Regions from separate parts of the Homo sapiens genome. Here region 1 is linked to region 2. The links are chromatin loops, found by intact Hi-C in ENCODE. Cell type or tissue: GM12878. All regions are shown on one strand. Each heading gives the region's core, and the rest is flanking DNA. Links, peaks and the distances in the headings are about the cores only. Region 1 overlaps MEF2C (myocyte enhancer factor 2C). Region 2 overlaps MEF2C-AS1 (MEF2C antisense RNA 1).

Evidence for each region. A loop is a pair of places that touch in the nucleus more often than their neighbours do. Peaks named below come from ENCODE experiments on the same cell type or tissue, not always from the same donor. Only the 100,000 strongest peaks of a DNase experiment are listed, where the experiment ranks them.
Region 1: it touches region 2 in a loop (2.7-fold over the local background); 2 of 110 quality-filtered maps call a loop at or near these places.

Annotation. Positions count from the first base shown.
Region 1 is chr5:88,872,066-88,881,537 of GRCh38, reverse strand. All of the region lies in intron 1 of MEF2C (myocyte enhancer factor 2C), which reads left to right. Among named protein-coding and RNA genes, the nearest start is that of MEF2C, 6.4 kb to the left of the region's middle. In GM12878, for the core only: a CTCF peak has its summit at 2,369; no DNase peak of the experiment used is centred there; H3K4me3 peaks cover 2,312 bases; H3K27ac peaks cover 2,416 bases.
Region 2 is chr5:89,267,083-89,276,554 of GRCh38, reverse strand. All of the region lies in intron 7 of MEF2C-AS1 (MEF2C antisense RNA 1), which reads right to left. Among named protein-coding and RNA genes, the nearest start is that of LINC02161, 310 kb to the left of the region's middle. RefSeq lists enhancers at 4,596-4,645, 4,676-4,815. In GM12878, for the core only: no CTCF peak of the experiment used is centred there; DNase peaks (open chromatin) are centred at 4,154, 4,514, 4,904, 5,463 and 1 weaker place; H3K4me3 peaks cover 723 bases; H3K27ac peaks cover 2,081 bases.

The DNA of each region.
Region 1 (9,472 bases), core at 1,251-3,750, 390 kb after region 2:
TGAAACTAAAACATCTTATTTAATTTTAAAAAATGTCAGTTTTGGCTAGTCTTTAAAAACATTCAGCATGTACCAATATGGTATAAGCAGTATTTTTGTTTCTCCATCAGTTTCAACTAAAGATAATGCAGTTAAAAAGCCATATTATTGTCTTCCAGTGTATGCATGAAATTAAGTTAAAAGAAGTAGTTCTAAAGCAAGACTCAGAACTTGATAGGTAAAATGAGATGTCCCTATCTAACATCCTATTTCAAGAGGAAAGAAATATTTTAAATCAAATATCTCATTCTATTTGTAGAAAAGTACATTTAGCTATGTATTCTGCTACTAACTCAATTCTAAAAGTTTTCATCAAAACAGTCTTTAAACATAACATTTGCTTAAAATTTGGTTCTCCCGTCAAAGAGACAGTAGGTGGCTGTTACCTTTACTTCAAATTTTACTAAATTTTATAAAAACCTACTATTTTTATTAATATAATTCACACAGCATTCGAATGTTTGACTTTTTTTCAGACTTCTTAGGAAAGGCAGCATTTTACTTCATTCATTAATTGCACCATTTACGTCCTGATTGCTGTGCATGTGGAATATATTGAAAGATAATATTAAAGTGTAAGTTTTATTAAATGTTAATTTGTTTTTTATTTCAATAACAAATGAGCAATTTATAATAAAAACAGTTTTCCACCTTTTCTGAGCTATTCATATTTTAAAAGTGTGCAATCACAGATATTAACTTTTCAAGAGAGAAGCACATTAATACTAGATAACTCCATGAAACTTAGATAACAAGAGGCACTTTGCCTCTTTTCTTCTTTGTAAACATGTTCATTTTGAAAAATTTGGGGGAAAAGATACCTGAAATTTTTTCCTTGGCCCTAACTTAACGGAATCAATAAATTCCATAACACTGCAAACGTATCTTTCTAATAAATACTTTATTTAAACTTCTTTTATAAAGAACAGCACTGAATAACTCCTTAGCATATCTTAACATTATCTTTTAAAACTTTCTTCTGTTTATTGTAGTATATTTTGTGGTTTTATTTCTCAACTCTAAAGTGTGGTATAATTTGAGTCTATGAAATCTCAGAAAGTGACAAAAATGGGGAAATAGCTGTGCAGCAATACTTGTGCTACATAACAACAAAGACATAGTTATTAAACAGAATTCTGGCTTTGGGGACATGATTCGAAGCAACATAGAAGAATTTAATATGCAATTAATGGTCACAAGATGAACTGTTAAGAGATTATTAATAAAGTTACACTTTTTTTTCAAAAGCACATCCTCTGAGAAAATACCACACAAATTAATATCTAAAACTTATCAAAATACACGTATTCATTCTATACTAATGTGGTGATTGCCTAGACACGATGAAATGATTTAATCACTGTTGTTCCATCAGTATGCTGCATGTGGAAAGACAGGTAATTAAGATCCCCGTCCTTAGCACTGTACCTTAATCTTATAGGCGCGTGGACTGTCTTGCACTCAGTAAAGCTTGACTGTTCACCGAGATCTGTCACCTTTAGGAAATCAAACCAGATTACAGAGGTGATTCACAAAACCAGGAACAACAGAGTCTATGCACGTTACAAAAGGCAGATTACATAGTTCACATGTTATTTTGATAGGTCAAAGATAAAAGCTGATTGTTGAGGAATGGCAAGACACTCAATTTCAAATGATTGCTTAGATAAGCATACTTTGACCCTGTTGCTTCATCATTATGATCCATTCAAACAATGGAAAATTCAGTTTTCAAATGACAGGCTTTCAGTAGTGAAGTAAGAGAAAACATGTCCTTTTTTATGTATGTCTTCATTGTGTAAATTTTAAGTTCCATCATTTCTTTATGAACAAACATTAAATTGTCTGCTTACATGAAGCAGGTATTGTAAGGCTTAAATGCATTAGACATTTTCAGAGGCGTTATAAAGAGCACAAAACAGAATTTGCCAGAAATAAAACATACACTCATGTTATTGAGTAATTCAGCAGAAAATGCATAATAGTCAATATCCATTATGTTATTCTGTTACCAAATATATTCTACATAAAAATGTGTAATTACATAGTTATGAATCCATATATGTGAAACATATCTTCATAAAAGTTCATTGGTCAAATTTTATATATATATATAATATATATATTTCATGAATGTTATATAAAGATCATTCTTTACAACAGAATATGATGTTTTGAGAGTTTATTTCAGAGAATAAAGTTTTGGTTTACATAATAACATTTTGAAAATCTTAACTTCTTACACACCCAACTTTACAGTAATTTTTTGCTTCTTCTAAAATTGAAGTCCTTTTTTACCCAACTGATGCCTCCTAGTGTTTCACACAATAAAACACTAATGAGTCACCCATAAATGTAAACATTGCATTTTCATTGCCTACATCATCTGTGATACATAAAATTAATATTTATGTGTTTAATTTTCTGTGCACTATTATAATAAGATAGAAAATTTTAGTGAATGAGATGTTTCATCTGAGTGGATTTGTGGCACGCACTTGCAGGTTTTCTTTGACCATCACAATATCTTACTAAGTTTTAACAAGTTTATTACCTTCAGTTGCAGTTATATATTCACTCTTTATATTCACTCTTATTTCAAGTGAGAAACATAGGTAAATAACAAAGCTTTCATTTTGTAGGCCTGGGAATTATACAGTTGGGTTCATTCTGAAATGCCTGATAAATTGCACAAGGACTATCCATTTCATTTACACACTAAAATATCTTAAAAGAGATATAATTTTTTTTCCTGCTGTGTCTTTACACTTGAAAATTTCTTTGTAAAAGTGGAATAAAGAAAGACTATTTAGAAAAGATAAAATCAAAGATAAATGCAAAATTTTCTATAAATATGGAGTATATTTATTAGAAAATAACAACAAAAGAAAAACTTTCCTTGGAAGGAAACATATTATTCTACATAAAGGGAAGTCGTGTTAGAACACAATATCCAATGACCAGCAGCTTGCCTTAATGAGGTAGAAGTTAGTGGGTGCCAACTTTGGTGTGAGTTTTCTGCCATTAGGATGGTAAGCGTAGACCTGTGATATTTTTGCATGTTTGTGATTTCAAACAGCTCTCTGATTCTACTTCCTAAGTTTCTAAATGTTTTTTATCCAATATACTTATGAAAGAAAGGGGTCATTCCTGTAATGGGTCTTAAATTGAAAGGAGGCCATCAAAAACTTGTAACATTCATGGGCCTCTTCCTGAGGTGTCATACAACATACCTGTACACAAAAACATTCATGAGTTTCTTCTACTAACACAAACATTCTATAGCATCCAAGTGTAGACACTAGATTGAACTTCATTCTGTATATGTGTCATTTAGTTCTCCTGACTCAAAATACACAGTGTATTAACAATATTTGACTATCACTTAAGATTTTCTAATTTAGTCAATAATACAGTGCTATTACAATTGTTGGACACATTTCAAAGAATGTAAGGGGGTGTGTTCCTTTCGTTCAAGGAAGCAAACATGTAGAAAGGGGTGGACCTTTCCCACAAGAGCCACATTTCTTCCCTTGGAGAATTGAAGCAAATATGCAGTACGTAAGTGAATAGCAGCATGAGAAAGAAAATAATTTGCAATGATCTCCTATAGTTAGTGAGCAAAGAAAATTGTCAGTTTTTTTTAAAGTAGCTCTTATTGACAACCTATCTTAAACTGAATACTGAAAAAAAGTCTATGAAAGTTTTATAATTTCAGTATGTTTTAACATTCATGCGTGAAATAACTGTAAAGTACACTGTAATAATTTTGGTCTTGCTCAAATCAAGAATTTTTTAGTAACCATGTTATTTTACAGACAATATTGAGGCATAACAAAATAAAGGGTGCTGGAAGCATTCATTCCTTACCCCTCTCTTTTAAGAATACGAAGATGGCATTGATGTTCTTTTGTTATTTTTGTCTGTGAAAGAAAAATAATTAAAGAATGTTCTATGACAAAGAATACCATTGTAAAAATAAGATTATAGAAAAGGTTATTTAATATACTATTATCTCACATCTCCTTGATACTATTTTAATGTTTACTGCAAAAAATCATATTCCTATTAAATATGGAAATTAGGTGATACATGTTATACAAATTTATGGTTTAGTTTTAGGTGATATGAGTAACATTTATTTGTCATCGCCATAATTCATTTGCTGTACATTGTCATTTTATTGTACAAGTTAAATCTTGGTATATATTTTTAAAATACAGCCAATGTAAACAAAGTTCAAAGTACATGAAGAGAATCTTTTGAGGGCATTGAAAAGGAAATTGACGACATTACAAGCAATAAAAACAGTAAACATATTACAGGCAGATTTCTTCAGGAATCATTACTCTTAAATAATGCAGACATTATAAAGACTTTATTAATTCTTAATGCTGTAAATTTGAAATGAATGGAGCAATGTTGTTCCTCCTGCAAGTGGTTGGGATTCATGTAGAATGACAGTGCAAGTCCTCAAGCAGTGATTTAAATTAAGTACCCAAAACTTGTTTTTAGAGGCTGGAGGAACTAACTGATCTTTGAATCAGTCCCTTTTGAGAACCTGCTTTTTCCAAATAGCATCATGAGCGTGGTGGTCTGGTTTTCCTCTTCTATCTTGTTGTCATAGATAAGATGCACATGAAGAATTCATATAAATTGCTCTCAGATACTATGGATTCCTAGCATATTGGATTAAAAAAGAAGTGGATATGGTCCTTCGATAGAATGTGAAGTGTTTTTTTAAAAATCAGCCAAGAACTATGCCTGTCTTTTTTTCACACCTGTGATTCTTTCAGCAAGTTAGAAGGATAGCAAGAGAATGTGCATCCTTCCCCAAACCCCGAAGACAGGCAGCTTTGGCTTAAATATGCTTATTTATTTTCAAAATTAGAAAATAAACACATTAATGTAAATATGTTGAGACAGACAAAGAAATTTGTCTGCTACTTAATAAACACGCGATTTATACTTTTTGTCTTCTAATTAATTGTCGACCCTGAATAAGGTGGTACAACTAAGGCATATTATGGAAAACTGGCATTATTGCTTAATGTAACATGAGGGATTGGAATTTCTTTAAAGTAATTTTAAGATATGATTATTTAGCAGAAATATTCACTGGAGCATTTTACTTTTAGAAATTATCGTCACACAAGGAAGCCTTTATAGGACCGACTACCTAATTGCAGTCAAAGATCTCTTGAATGAATGAACACACACACACAGAAGAACACACATTTTAAGAATATAGTGGTCCTATATTTTTAAAAATTTTTGCCACATTTTTTATATCTGAACAGAACGTATGTGTCTAAGCAGATGTTTTAAGTTATATCCTTCATGTAGGTGAGTCTGTAAATGTACCATTTAACTTAAATGGCTTTGTGGGAAGGTAGTTTGAGGAGTTTAAAAAGGAAAAAAAAAAAAAAAAAAAACTCCAGTTACTACAGTTTCAGCTCTTTCTTTTTAAAAAACAGTAATTACACTCAGGATAAAGAAAGAAAAATAAACTCTTTTAATTCTTTGTAACATCCACAGTTTTTCAGGTAGAGTTCTGGTATATTTTTATTCCTGAATATGCAGGGCAGGTACTGGCAGCAGAGCTACAAAATGAAAACTTCCTGGCTGCAGACCAGATACTGTGCACAGTGCCACATCATAAACTTCCCCTCTTCTGTCTCGGAGTGATTTCAGCCCTAACTAATGTCCTTTATTTCCCCCTACATAGGGTAAGGAACAGAGGGCCTTCTTCCTGGGAAATAGGGGAAATACCTTTGGGAAAGGAAAAGTATAATGTTTCCCTTCTTTAACTTGAAAATTCTGCCTCTTAAATTACTAAGACATTAACTGCAAAGTGGATTCAGTATGTTTCCTTTTTATTCCCATATAGCAGTTTAGAATACATAAAACAATAGGTGTGAGATAGAAAATGAGACCTCTTCCCCACCCCCTACCTCCAGCACACCCAGACCCAATCAGATATCTGTACTTTTTGTTTCGAAAAGAAAAATATAATGGTTTCTTTTCAATGAAGCTTGTGCATTATATTCCAGATATGTTAGATCATTTTGTGATGCAAATTAGCATTGAGGTTTTTTGTACTTATCTCGGGAAATAGCAACGTTCCACCACAATGTGTGGTGCTGCAAAAATTTTTATTGATAAACACCCACACTTTAAATGATTATTAGGTCAAAATAGAGAGTACAGGGGGAGAAAATGTGAGCTTTTAGTTTTCAGATTTGTTTTATGCTTTTCATTTGAAAGGTACAGTGTAAGTTCTGTGTATAATACCATGCAAAATAAATTGACTTCTAAATATCTGCACTAATATTCCTTGTATCTGAAACTATAGTCTAAAAGCTTGTACTTCTCCTTAAAAAATAAAGTAAAACTTTGTTAAGAAGCAGGCTTTAATTACCAGTTACATTTTCAACTGTTACCCATGTGATTTTTAAAAAATCCTATTAAAAAATAATTTCTAGCTGCCATGGCTCCTTTCAATCAGTAGAATTCTCATTTGTATGAGGTGCAATCAGATTATTGCCAGCACACCTTTCTAAAACTAGCCTTCTTCTTTAGAAATGTATTAAATGGGAGCCTTCAGGAGAAAGTGTTACCACTTAATAAATATTTGTTCTAATTTTATTTTTAAACTAAATTATTGATTTAACAGTATATGAATAGTGTATAAATGTTAGCTTAGTTGTTAACCCACTACACTAATTATTAATTGCCTATATGAAATTTACCAAATTAGACCAACAGTTAAGTGTAATTTAATTTTATTTCTCTTGAAACTTAAATAGATAAGAATGATAATTTTAATTATGTTTAAATATCAAGCATTTATTTTTCTGTGAATGCAAATGTTCCCGATAAATTGTTAAGAAATTAATACAACATAGATCTTAAAAAATGTATAAGGCAGCTTATAAGAATATGATAACAATGGCATATTCCTACACCTGGCACTTTTTCAAGACCCATTAGCAAGGGAGGAAAAAGATGTTAAACTTTGTTTTGTAAATGCTAATATATATATGAGTCAATACTTTCTGACATTTATTTGTTAGAAAATTACACACATTTAAAAATTCAAATTAAAACTATGCTTCTATTTAGGCTATTGTAAGAGATTTCTTTATTTTCTTGGAAATTCTCTGGAACAGTAGGGTCATTTGAATCATACCCGTTGGTATTGTCAGATACATTGTAAAGTTTCAACTATTGAACATATGTATGGAATAGAAATTTTAAAATAGAAAATTCGCTATCTTGCCATTTAAGTATGATAAAACTATACCCGATTAAAACGTTGACTCTATTAGAGGTTCGCCTAGTAAGTAATTCTCTGGTCAAGAATTTGGGAAATTTTAAACTCTGTTAACCATTAAAACAATTACTTCTTTAAGGTACCGGATTTTCATCCATATTTGAGGAGCCTTATTAAGTTGTTGGGTGGTCTTTTTGTAAAGGTTTATGTGGTTAAAAAAGTAGATCTTTTCACCCTTCTATTACAGTTAACATTAATATCTTTAAAAGGTACTATATAAATCCAGACCTAATTTATTCTGGATGATTTTTCTTAACTAAATGAAATCTAACAAATTTGTCTATTTTTAAGTGAATCTTTTTTTTATTTCTAGTATTTATTGGAAGTTCACTTAGACTCTATATAGGTTAGAAGTTAAAGTAAATAATTTTGACTATTTTTTTCTTTCATTTCATGTTTGAATATTTCCCCCTTTACATAAACCAAAAAAAAAAAAAAAAAAAAAAAAAAAAAATCCGTGACGACATTGATAGATTTGCAGAAGGCTGAGTAAGATACTCAGTACCCATTAATTGTTTCCCTATGACTCTTGGGTTGAAATGAATCGGCAATATCCCTTCCAAGACTGTTTGATCTTGCTTGATTTAGAGTGAGCGTTATGTGATTTTTTCCCTCCGCTTCTCTCATTTTATAGCTTCAAAAAAATCAGAGAATTCTTGACTTCAGTGTTTTTTCCTTCCGTTTTCATTGTTTTTGGATTCTCTCCTGTCTGAGCTTCCTTCTTGCTTCAAAGTATTTGGTATCGTGAAAGCAAGTGCACTTTTAACTTGTTTTGACTACACATGGGCGACAGAATTGTTTTAGATGCTAACTTACCTCCTTACACTTGAGAAACTGATGTGGTTCATCACAGCCCAATGCCATGTCTTGAAACAACTGCGGACACTGATCTTGAAATAGCCAGGGCTATAGGATCATGTCTTTGTAAAGAACAACAGCAGCTTTAGAGTCACTGGATGGTATATTCGTTGCAAACATGAACAGCTTCATGAACTCCCAGGAAGTGGTACAGTTATTGGACAAGGTCAACCACATTATGCCTTTTAGGTTGCTCTATGAAGTAAGTGTTAGACCAGAACTCCAACGGTGTGAGTGTGTGTGTGTGTATGTGTGTACGGTGTGGGGAGCATCGGTGTGGGAGAGCAGAGAGAGAGAAAAAGCATGAAAGGATGAAGATACACTCTCGAGAGAGAAGATCGTTTAAACAAGCATAAAGAGTTTGGAGACTCCATTTCCACACTTAATATCATTTCTTTGATTCTACATATTATGCTATTAGACAAACATGTCCATAAACAATAAAGAATAATGATTAAGAACAACGACCAAAACTGGGTTCAAAAGCCAGCCTCCCATTTACTGATTAGTGGTTTTAGGCAGGTGTTTTAATGACCAGAAAGCCCCAGTACCAGGATCTGTAAAATGGGAATTATAAAATCACCCACCTCTTAAAGTTTTTTAAGGATTTACTAGGATAATACATATAAAACCGTAATGCAGATACATAGTAAATGATCAGTAAATATTAAATTATTATCATAGCATTGTACTATATTTTAGTCATTTTAAGTTTCTGCTAATGGTGATTTAGAAATTTTTGGTGGGATGGTTATTAAAATTATTTTTCAATAATACTTTCAGTCCATTAAATTTGGGTCACATTCAGAGCAAGTATCTAATTCTTACACAGTCGTGGGTCAATTCTAATGATTGCTAAGTTCAATATACTTCTTTCTCCAAAAAAATCAAAACCTTTCACAGATTTGATGTTATTAAATAAATATATTATTTTTAGAACCAGAAATGGAACCAAAGAAACAAAATGATACCATCCATGAATTTTAAAAGTCATTTACTCAAAGTTCTGAATTGCAGGTAGATTATTCCTTAGTCTTAATGAAAGTTCAGTTTGGAGGAAATGTTTCATGTACAGTTATTAGATGATTTTAATGGTGAAACCAGCCTCGCCAAGAGTTCTAGGTGTTTTTCTTAGTATTATCCACTTTTGTATACATTAATAACCTTTTTTTTATTTTTCTTATTAGACAACTTTGATTATATGTAGAAATGGAATTAATTTATGATGAATGTGTGTTC
Region 2 (9,472 bases), core at 3,667-6,166:
TAGTTCTCCATGTACATATCCTTAGCCCCATACACACTCTGCACTAACCCCAACATCTAAACCCCAAAACCCTTATTCCTTGCTGCCATAATATTTTGTAAATGTCACCAGTCATACTGAAGCAATATTTTAACTGTTTATGTGTTTGAATTATCTCCCACCCAATTGACTAATATATATACAAAAGCAAAATGATTTCTCATTGAATCATCAATAACTTTACATGAATGCATGGATGCATGCTCTTAGTGAAAGGGCATGGGTTTTGCAGGTTAAGTATGCATTGCATTAAAAATTGTAAACCCATGTAAACAAAGAAGAAGTTACAGCAGTCTTTTCTTAAAGTCTTGTAGTTGCCTACTCCAAGGCTAGATTAGATTTGAGGTTCAGCAGATCATTATTGTACTGGTAAGATCTAGGTCTTAAAATAATATTACCCTAAAAGTTTATTCCAAGCCCTGATTACTGACTCAGTATGGAACTGATTTGTAGTTTGAGAAAGAGTCAGCATGGCATAGTAGTTAAGAACATGGAAGCTGGAGTGAAACTACTTTGGTTCAAACCCCTTTTTCTGATCATTACTAACCATGATTCTGGGCTAATTATTTAGCCTCTCCATCGTCTAGCCTCTTAATTTTTAAAATGGTGCTGAAAACCATAGATATACCTCCTAGAGATTTTATGAGAATTAACTGAGTTAATATACATAAGGGGATTATAAGTGTCTGGTACATAATAATGTTTTTACCTCTATGACTTGTGATTCCTTTTGAGGACATTAGTGGCTATAGTTATACATATCCACATAACACTATGCACATGTACACAGTTAACAAGATAAGTACCATATATCAACAGGAAACAGAATTTCATGAAAGCCCCAAGGGATATCTGGATCCTAGGCTGGCCCTGAAATCTACACGTGCTCCCTGTCGTTCTCTTTCTGCTCAGCTTCTTCTCCAGCAAGCAGTCCTTTCACAACAGAGCCCTTCTAAGAAGAATGAAGGCAGGATAGAGCACACTGGGATGAGACTTTGTTTTTAAACAAGGACAGAAAAATGGATTCTAGTAATGCCAATTGAAAAATATTCCTTAAATTATCTACTATGGTTGAGACACTGTTCTAGGTACAATAGGGCCAACCTGTTTTACTGGTTTTGAGCCCTAGAGGAATCTTGTACTATCACAAGAAATAACCTTTCTTTTCTACCATGTGCTTATTTTTTTTCTTCTTCCTTTTTTTTTTTTTCTAAAATAGCATTCTTATCAACGTGTGTAGGGTACTATGGTGATGGCTGCTATATAAATACAAGAAGAGAGAACAAGAGAAAAGGGGGAGGTAATTAACTCAATTGTATAAGACTTTCTTTAAGAAGCAGAATAAAGGTTCTCCATAATTTCATTCCTATTTCCAAAGAGACAGAAAAAGTTGTTACAAGAGATGTCCTTACAATCCCAACTCTCGTGCACATCACTGACTCCAAGACAGGAAGCCCACTCGCTTTTTCCACCTGAATGTGCAAGGCAATCCACTTTTCCTACTGCTTTTTCCCCTCTAAGTAAACAACCTCTTTATAAACGGAAAAATGGAGAGCAAGCCTTTCAAACAGTTGTCATAAATTAGAATAAATTGCATTAATTCAAAATGTAAAACTAGGAGAGCCAGGAGAACATGCAACATATTTTCCCCAAATAACACTGTGAACAAGCACAAGTGTATACTTTGGGCATATGTATATCTTTCCTCTGACTGACAGCCTGAAGGATCGTCTATGTGATTTTTGTGTTGCTGAGGTGAAAACAATCTTTATTTGGATTGAATAGCAGAGTAAACAGGAATGAAAAAGAGACACAAAAGTTTACAGTACAGATGGTTTTCCAATTCTTTTACAAAAATTGTCTGTCTTATCAATTAAAGGTGCATTTACCTTTTGTTCTAGTCAATTGTCATGGGTGCTTTTCAGGATTATACAACCAGAAAAATTATAGTAGATCAGTAATTATGTCCCAAGTTTAATAATGCCACACAGGTTAAATGTAGCAATGAAAGTTTATCTTGCTACCTTTTAACTGTAAAAATAAAATGATTCACCTTCTAGTGTGGCTATGTAAGTCATGAAAGAAACTGAAAACCTTAGTGATCACAAGCCAAGACAAAGAAATAAAATAAGAAAGAATTGTGTGTGTGTGTGTGTGCACATACCAATACATATGGGGGGAATGGGTAAAAGATTTTGATGATTCAAGAAAAATATTAAAAGGTATGCCAAAAGTGGTCTCCGGAGACACACAAGGATTTGATTAAACTATAATTATGCCTACCTGTAAGCGGCATACACCTGTGCACCTAAAAGCCTCCTTCCTATGATTGGAAGAAGGTTTTCCTTCCTACGTAGTCATCTGGCTCTGTCATTTGAATGAACCGCCTTAGGTAGCACAAGGAAGGGATAACATAACAATCTATCTCCTGTCAACAAGGCCCCTTCTCATTCAGGGAAACAAAAGACTACTCTAATAGAATTATCCACAACTTTACTACAGTTAATGTCAAATTCAAAATAAAACAGCATTGCCTAAAAATTTACTGAGTATTTTTTATTTAACATGATTTTGGCTATGAATCATGCTATATCTTTTAGTTTGTGTCAAATACTGCCTTTACCTCCAACATTTTCTGACCGCAGAATCCATGGCAGTTACAAGGTCTAATTTAGAAGCACATGAGGGACCCATGGACAAACATACAGGTCTAACTTCCAGGCTCGTCCTTGATACTACAGGCTCTTCTGCTTGCTTTGAAAAGACCGGTTATGGTTCTCAAGGGTGCTCTAATCTGGAACCATTCCCATGCAACAATCAATGGCATATCATCATTTCTTTCCTTTTCCAAAAGAACAGGATACACAGAAAATAATGCACACGTAGTAGAGAGTTGAAAGCCTAATGCACATAGGAAACGGACCCCTCCAAATCAGCGCATCAGGCCACCAGATATCAGTCTCGGGCAGGCGTTAGTCATCATTTTCTTAAACGAGCCATGCTCTTCTCCCAGGATTTATGCATCTTCTTCCCCCTCTACATAAAGAATTAGCTGAATAAAGTAAAAATAAGAGGACTCTGGGGCTGCAGATGGCTGACCAGCTGTTTCTGGGTGACACCCCATGAATCAGTGCCTCATCGAGCTTTAGTGCTTCCATGTTTTGGGGGCAAAATATTCTGCATTTTGGAAAACTAGTTCATGGAAAATAATACAGCAAACTAACATTTATAGAAAACCACAGTAATCTTGTAACAAATGTCCTAAATTATGTACTCAAAAGCAGATCCAATTTTATACCCAAGGTTCTCGTCTACAGAGCCTGTAGGACACTTTCTTGTTGTTGTTTATAACTGCAGCTCCTCCCAACCCCCAACTCAATTGCTTCTTTTTTTAAATGATATACCACTTTATATAATATACCACACAGAAGACAAAATTTCAGCCTGTAGAAGAGGTTCGGTCTGGGAGCAGCAGGAACATGGAATATTTAAAAGATTTTACTTCCATATCCCCTTTGGATATTTCTCTTATATATTTTCATTTAGTTTGGTGTTAAGATTAATGCTACATTTGAAAGCCTCCTAGTTTCTTTTTGAACAATACTTATTCCTCAGTGCTTAAGTGCAATGCTGGGGGTGTGGACAAAATAAAAGTAGAATGGAACTTTATATTCCAACCTCTCCCACTTTCCTTCAAAGTAGAAGTTTCTGGCAAGGCAAGAGTTTCACTGAAGCCTTTCCTGGTTGTCCTCTTCAATTTTAGATGATTGCTTGATATGAATATCTCTAACAGGGTATATTTTAATACACAGAGTAGCAGAGATGGCTTCAAATGCCTATTATCAGAAAAAAAAAAGGCATTTGTGTGATGGGGAAATAAGAAACCTCTGCAATCACTTTTATTCAATGAAAGCCATTCCTTTGGGTGGGAGAGTCAAATGCTAGTACCCACACATGCTGCCTGCATACCAGCACAAGCCGGAGGAATGCAGATTTCTGTATCTGAGAACAGCTGCTAAGTAAAATGGAACGTCCAACAGATGGCTGCATTGTCATTATTGGGGGAGGAAGAGAGGGGAGCTATTTTGGTTTTTCTGTTGAGTGTGTGTGTGTGTGTGTGTGTGTGTGTGTGTGTGCATGCACCCATGCACGTGTGTGTTTAATAGGATGTGTTCTCTCATACCTGTGTTCTCTACTACCTAGATCTCTCTGGTGCTATCAAAGACTCTTAATCACTTTGATTCTTAGAATTAGAACAGACATTGGGGATCGTTTAGTCATTTGACATTTAATGGAGAAGAAGAGAGAAGACCAAAGACACATAGCATATTGGAGCCAAGACCAGAACTCTTACATTTGGCCTGATTACATAGAAGTCCTACATTCTATTTACTTAAGGATCAGTACTGAGCGCAAATACCAAAGCTCAAGAAAAGGAAACACTACAGCAGTTGCAGTTTCATAGTCTGAAAAGTACGTGTGTGTGTGTGTGTGTGTGTGTGTGTGTGTGTGTGTTCAAGTCTTCTGATGGAGTTGCTTTGCAATTCACATGGAGGAAAGAAGTAAGCTATTTTGTAAGTTAACTTATATCTGGTCTTTATTATACATTTTATTAGATGTTTGGAACATTTTGACTTATGGTCTCCCAAATTAAATAACAAGCTATAGAATATGAAGATTCTCCTCCAGTTTCATACTTCAGAACACAAGGAGTTAAGTTTCAAGTCAAAGCTACTGAAAGCCATTCTTAAGAAGCAGACAGGAAAGTGTTGAGATCCCATCATGACCTGTCTATAAAGGTCTCCATCCCACTTCTGATGGTAGCTTTGGGTCAGTTGTACAGTCACATGGCTCACCCATTGGTTCATGTTTTTTTCCAGAAATAGAATCAATAGAGAACAGACAAACCCACAGTTGCCAGTTTGTACAGTCTTGTGGTTTCTGTCAGGGGCTACAGACTCGAGCAGGTCTACCAGATAATGAAGGCAAACTATTTCAGTTCCTGTGGGTCCAGAGTGCCTTGGCAGAGTTCTGGTTTCAAACAAATGAATAACAAATTAAAAGGTACAGTAAAATAAGGCGGTGGTTAAAATATATGAACTAAAATCAATGTAGGAGAAACGTAGTTAAAAACCCTGCATTCTCAGCAATAGCCTATGATGTATTTTGTTAATCTCTTAAAATTTATGTTAAAAGCCTTTTAACAGAAAGTCAATATATTTGGGTGGTAGAGCAAGTATATCATCCTGTACTGGTGGTTGCATTAAATACTATGCATAGGCTCCACTGTCTGTAGAAAATGAGCAGGGGTCCACCCAACGGAAGTTCCATCTCAAGGAGGTCAGACGCTTTTCCCAAAATGGACTGTGAAGCCAAGCTCAGCATTACACTCTCCTCTGCCTAGGTTCCCCACTGACGTCAACAAGAGTTCTGAAAATGAAGGGGGATCAGAATACCAGAAGCATAGCCTAATAATAGAGCAAAAACGGAGAGCAGATGGAAAATAAAGCTTCTCGAATAAAGTGTGACCTAATGTCATAAATTTGTTGGGGAAAAGAAAACAACAACAACAGCACAGCAAAAAGGTCTGTAAGCAGACTTACTGGTGTGAAAACTCTGGAATATGGCAGACTAGAAAAAACACCTAGCTACTTAGAAACCTTTCAGTAAAGGACTAAAAAGTAAACAAGAAAACATGCAAAATCAAATTTTGGATGAGTTCGAAACACCACTACTAATTGTGTGTAGGGGCAAAAAAGACACAAAAATAGAAGTAGAAAATTCTAGAAACAGGGTTTTAGCAGCTTCCTTTGCACATTATTTATGCATACACTTATTCCTTGTATCTTCAACTCACCTGGAACAATCTGCTGCCCCCACAGATGGGCAAGCTTGGAGTGACTCAGGCACAAACTTGATACATGGTGGTAAAAATGAGTTGAAAGAATGGGCCCAAAGTAAAAGATGTTAAAAAGGGTCCCAGCCACACACTAATCTCCTAGAAGGGCTCACCATTTACTCCTGCACCCTTATACCCTCGTGTGTGTGTGTGTGTGTGTGTGTGTGTGTGTGTGCGCGCGCGCGCATGCTGGCGTGCGCGCCAAAGTCTCAGTACAAACTTCCTGGGAATCTTTACTAACTGTATACATCTCAACAGAAGAGAGATTTTTAGATCTACTTAATAATTGGACTTAGAAACTTACTTTTGATATGGACAAAGAAGGTCTCAAGATGTTGAGTGAAATATAAAGAAAAATCTCAAATTCAATCCCTAAATATTTGTTTTTCTATCTGGCAATCATCAAGATGTTTTTCTATTTGATGAACACTCTGTTTTCTCAAAGAGTGGGCTGTTGGTTGGGAAAGCGGAGGAGGTGAAGTTTTAGAGTAGGGCTGCATTTTCTCTTTATTTTCATTGTTTAACCACTGATGGGATTAAGGCAGGGAAAGCTATCTTTTTTAAAATGATTTTCTTCTTTCGGTTTTTCACTCTAATGGTTCTTGGGCTTTACCTCTATCATCCCATACAAAGAAATATTGTTTCTTCAGGGTAGCCTTTCTAGGTTCTGCCTCCTCAACCTCTTTAATCTGTCTAGCCAGCATTTTTCTTTGAGTCTAATTCTTGCTCTGCCTGATCCTTTGAACTTGATATTTTAGAACCTCCCTCACACCCCGGGGAGCTCGCTCACCTCAAACTTTACCTTCATTTACCCTTTGCTCCTGACCCCGTTACTGAGAGTGAGTCTAGTTCATTCCTTGTCGAGTTTCCATGCCCGAGGCCTCCTGCCAGCACCCACCACCCCCAGGAGAAGTTATTGGGCGCTCATCTCTGCTAGGATGGTCCTCAGTCAGATAGAACACAGGGAACTATTCTAAAATAATGAACTCACAATATCGTGTAAATGCATAAAATTAGCAACATAAATATCACAGAATTTCAGGCTTTGAAGTCTCCTAGAGATCATTCACTTTACCGTGAAGAAAATTAGTACTCAAACCTGGTTGATAATCCATGATTCTTGTGGCAAGAGAGTAATACAATGTATATAAAAATGTTTTATAAACTCTATACACCATACTGTATGCATTTAAAAAATGACTATTCGTCTTCTGAGTAGTTTGTGTGAGTTACTCCTGAGATGCTGCCATTACTCAAAATGTTTTAAATCTCTTCTTTAAAATTGTCATTTGAGGCAGTTCAGATTGTCACTGTATAGTCACATCTCGTTTTTATCAATAAAGGTATTATCCAGGGCTCAGACATTCATCTCAGATTTTATCTTAAATGTCTTTGAAGGCAGAAACCATGTCTGTCTTACTCCTTGCTCCTGGTATACTGCCTGCCACTGATTATACACCTAATAATTATTTGTTCAATGAATTTTTTAATAGAAGATCAAACCAACCCTCAGAGAATGATCATTTGCTTTGATTGGTAGGAAAAGGCTCTAAAATCATTTTTCAAAGAGAATTTCCTAAATAAAATTATTTTCCAGTTGTAACATCATTGTTGGAATAAGTTCAAGGTTATTAATTAGAAGGGGACAACATTCATTGTATTTATATGTTAGTATACTGGCTGACCTGTTTGCACCATCAAATTTATTTGTATTTCACCTTACAAAGTTATGAGGCAGATTGAAACAACTTCGACAAAAAGAAACCCATAATAACAAAAACATTAATAAAAAGCACATTACTATAATCGCGTTAGATATGCACAGCAAAAAGCAGCCCACAGGGTGAGTTCCTTATGTGTGGTTAGCCAAGGAGTGACAGTAAGTAACAAGAAATAGAGAACAAATGAGACTCACCCAGTCTCAAGCATATATCTGCATGCCATCTGGCCCGTTCCTTGTTGAGTAAAAAAGTTACTTACAGCCAGTAAGAATGCAGTCATAAGGAAGCATTCTGGGGTGACTGGAGTGACGACATTCCCAGATTGATAATAAGTACACAGGAAGAGAGGCATTTGCAGGTGTCATGATAACCACATCATCACTGCTGTTGGCACTAACAGGTAAAGTCAGCTCTAAACATTCTGTGTGACATATAAAAGTGAGAACAGTCCTTCTCTAGTGGACTAATATTTTAATTTGTTTGAAGAAGAAAGATGAGCAGATGACCTAGGGGGAAGGCATAGTAATCACAAAACAGAATTGCCCACCTTTTCCACAAGTGAGTTACTCTCAGGCGAGTCTAAGAATAGTGTTTTTACAATAGTTTAAAAATGCACTAAGCGCACACAGATACACACAGAATCTAATTCACACCACAAAAGCATGAGCTTCCTCCCATATTTCAACTACTTCCAGTCTAAAGCATCTTGACCAGGAGAGGATAAGTTTATGTATTTGATGAATCCTGTTGGGCTCAGGGCTTGCATTATTAATTGCTCGGGGAACATGTTTACTTATTATTTTTACTGCTCCCTGAAACATCAGATTAAGAAATTTCAAGCAGGTCCAGCTAAAAGCATAGCAAAATGTGGCACCTCATAAAAATGAAACTTAAGAGTGTTAAAAAGAAGAAGTCGAGAATGCTGGATTTCTCACCAGGCCACCAGCTCACTCATTTGGGGCCACTCAAGTTTTGATGAGATCCACAGCATGGGTATCATCCATGATGTGTGGCATCCACAAGAACAAAAGTCACTTTTATCCCAGAAATAAGAGCTATTTAAATGTCATAGCTAAAAGAAGGAAGTGTTACTTGAATTCTGAAGTGGCTGAATATTTGAACTGAGTTTTTAGCTAAGAAGGTAATGTCAAAGACAAAGGTTCTGTTACCATCCACAGAGAATTTATGATCCAGCATTATTCCCTGAAATTCCATCCCAAGCCCTAACCCCAAGACCAGGTTTCAATACAATCTCCACGGTGCATTGGGAGTAACCTTCTGAACTGAAAACTTGATTGTATAACTATTCAGATTACAATTCTTTTCTTTTCTTTTTTTAAAATTATACTTTAAGATCTGGAATACATGTGCAGAATGTGCAGGCTTGTTACATAAGTATACACGTGCCAAGGTGGTTTGCTGCACCCATCAACCCGTCATCTACCTTAAGTATTTCTCCTAATGCTATCCCTCCCCTAGTCCTCCACCAGGTTACAAAGTCTGACTTTTAAACATAACACACAGTGATTTTTAGAAAACTGGCTCTTGTCTTTTCAACCTTATCTTCTACAGCTCCTCTATGTACATCCTGAGCTCTGGCCGTAACAAGTTGAAGTCTCCAGAATCTAGGGTTCTAGCATGTTCACTTATACAACTGTTACATAACTGTTCTCTCTGAGGAATATGCACTTCCTTCCACTTTTCTGGAAAACTACTATTCATTCAAGACACAGATTCATCTCTTTGAAGTGCTTTCTGCCATCATTCTCACTTTTACCCCAGGACCATGCAGACTCAGGTACTACTATATGCA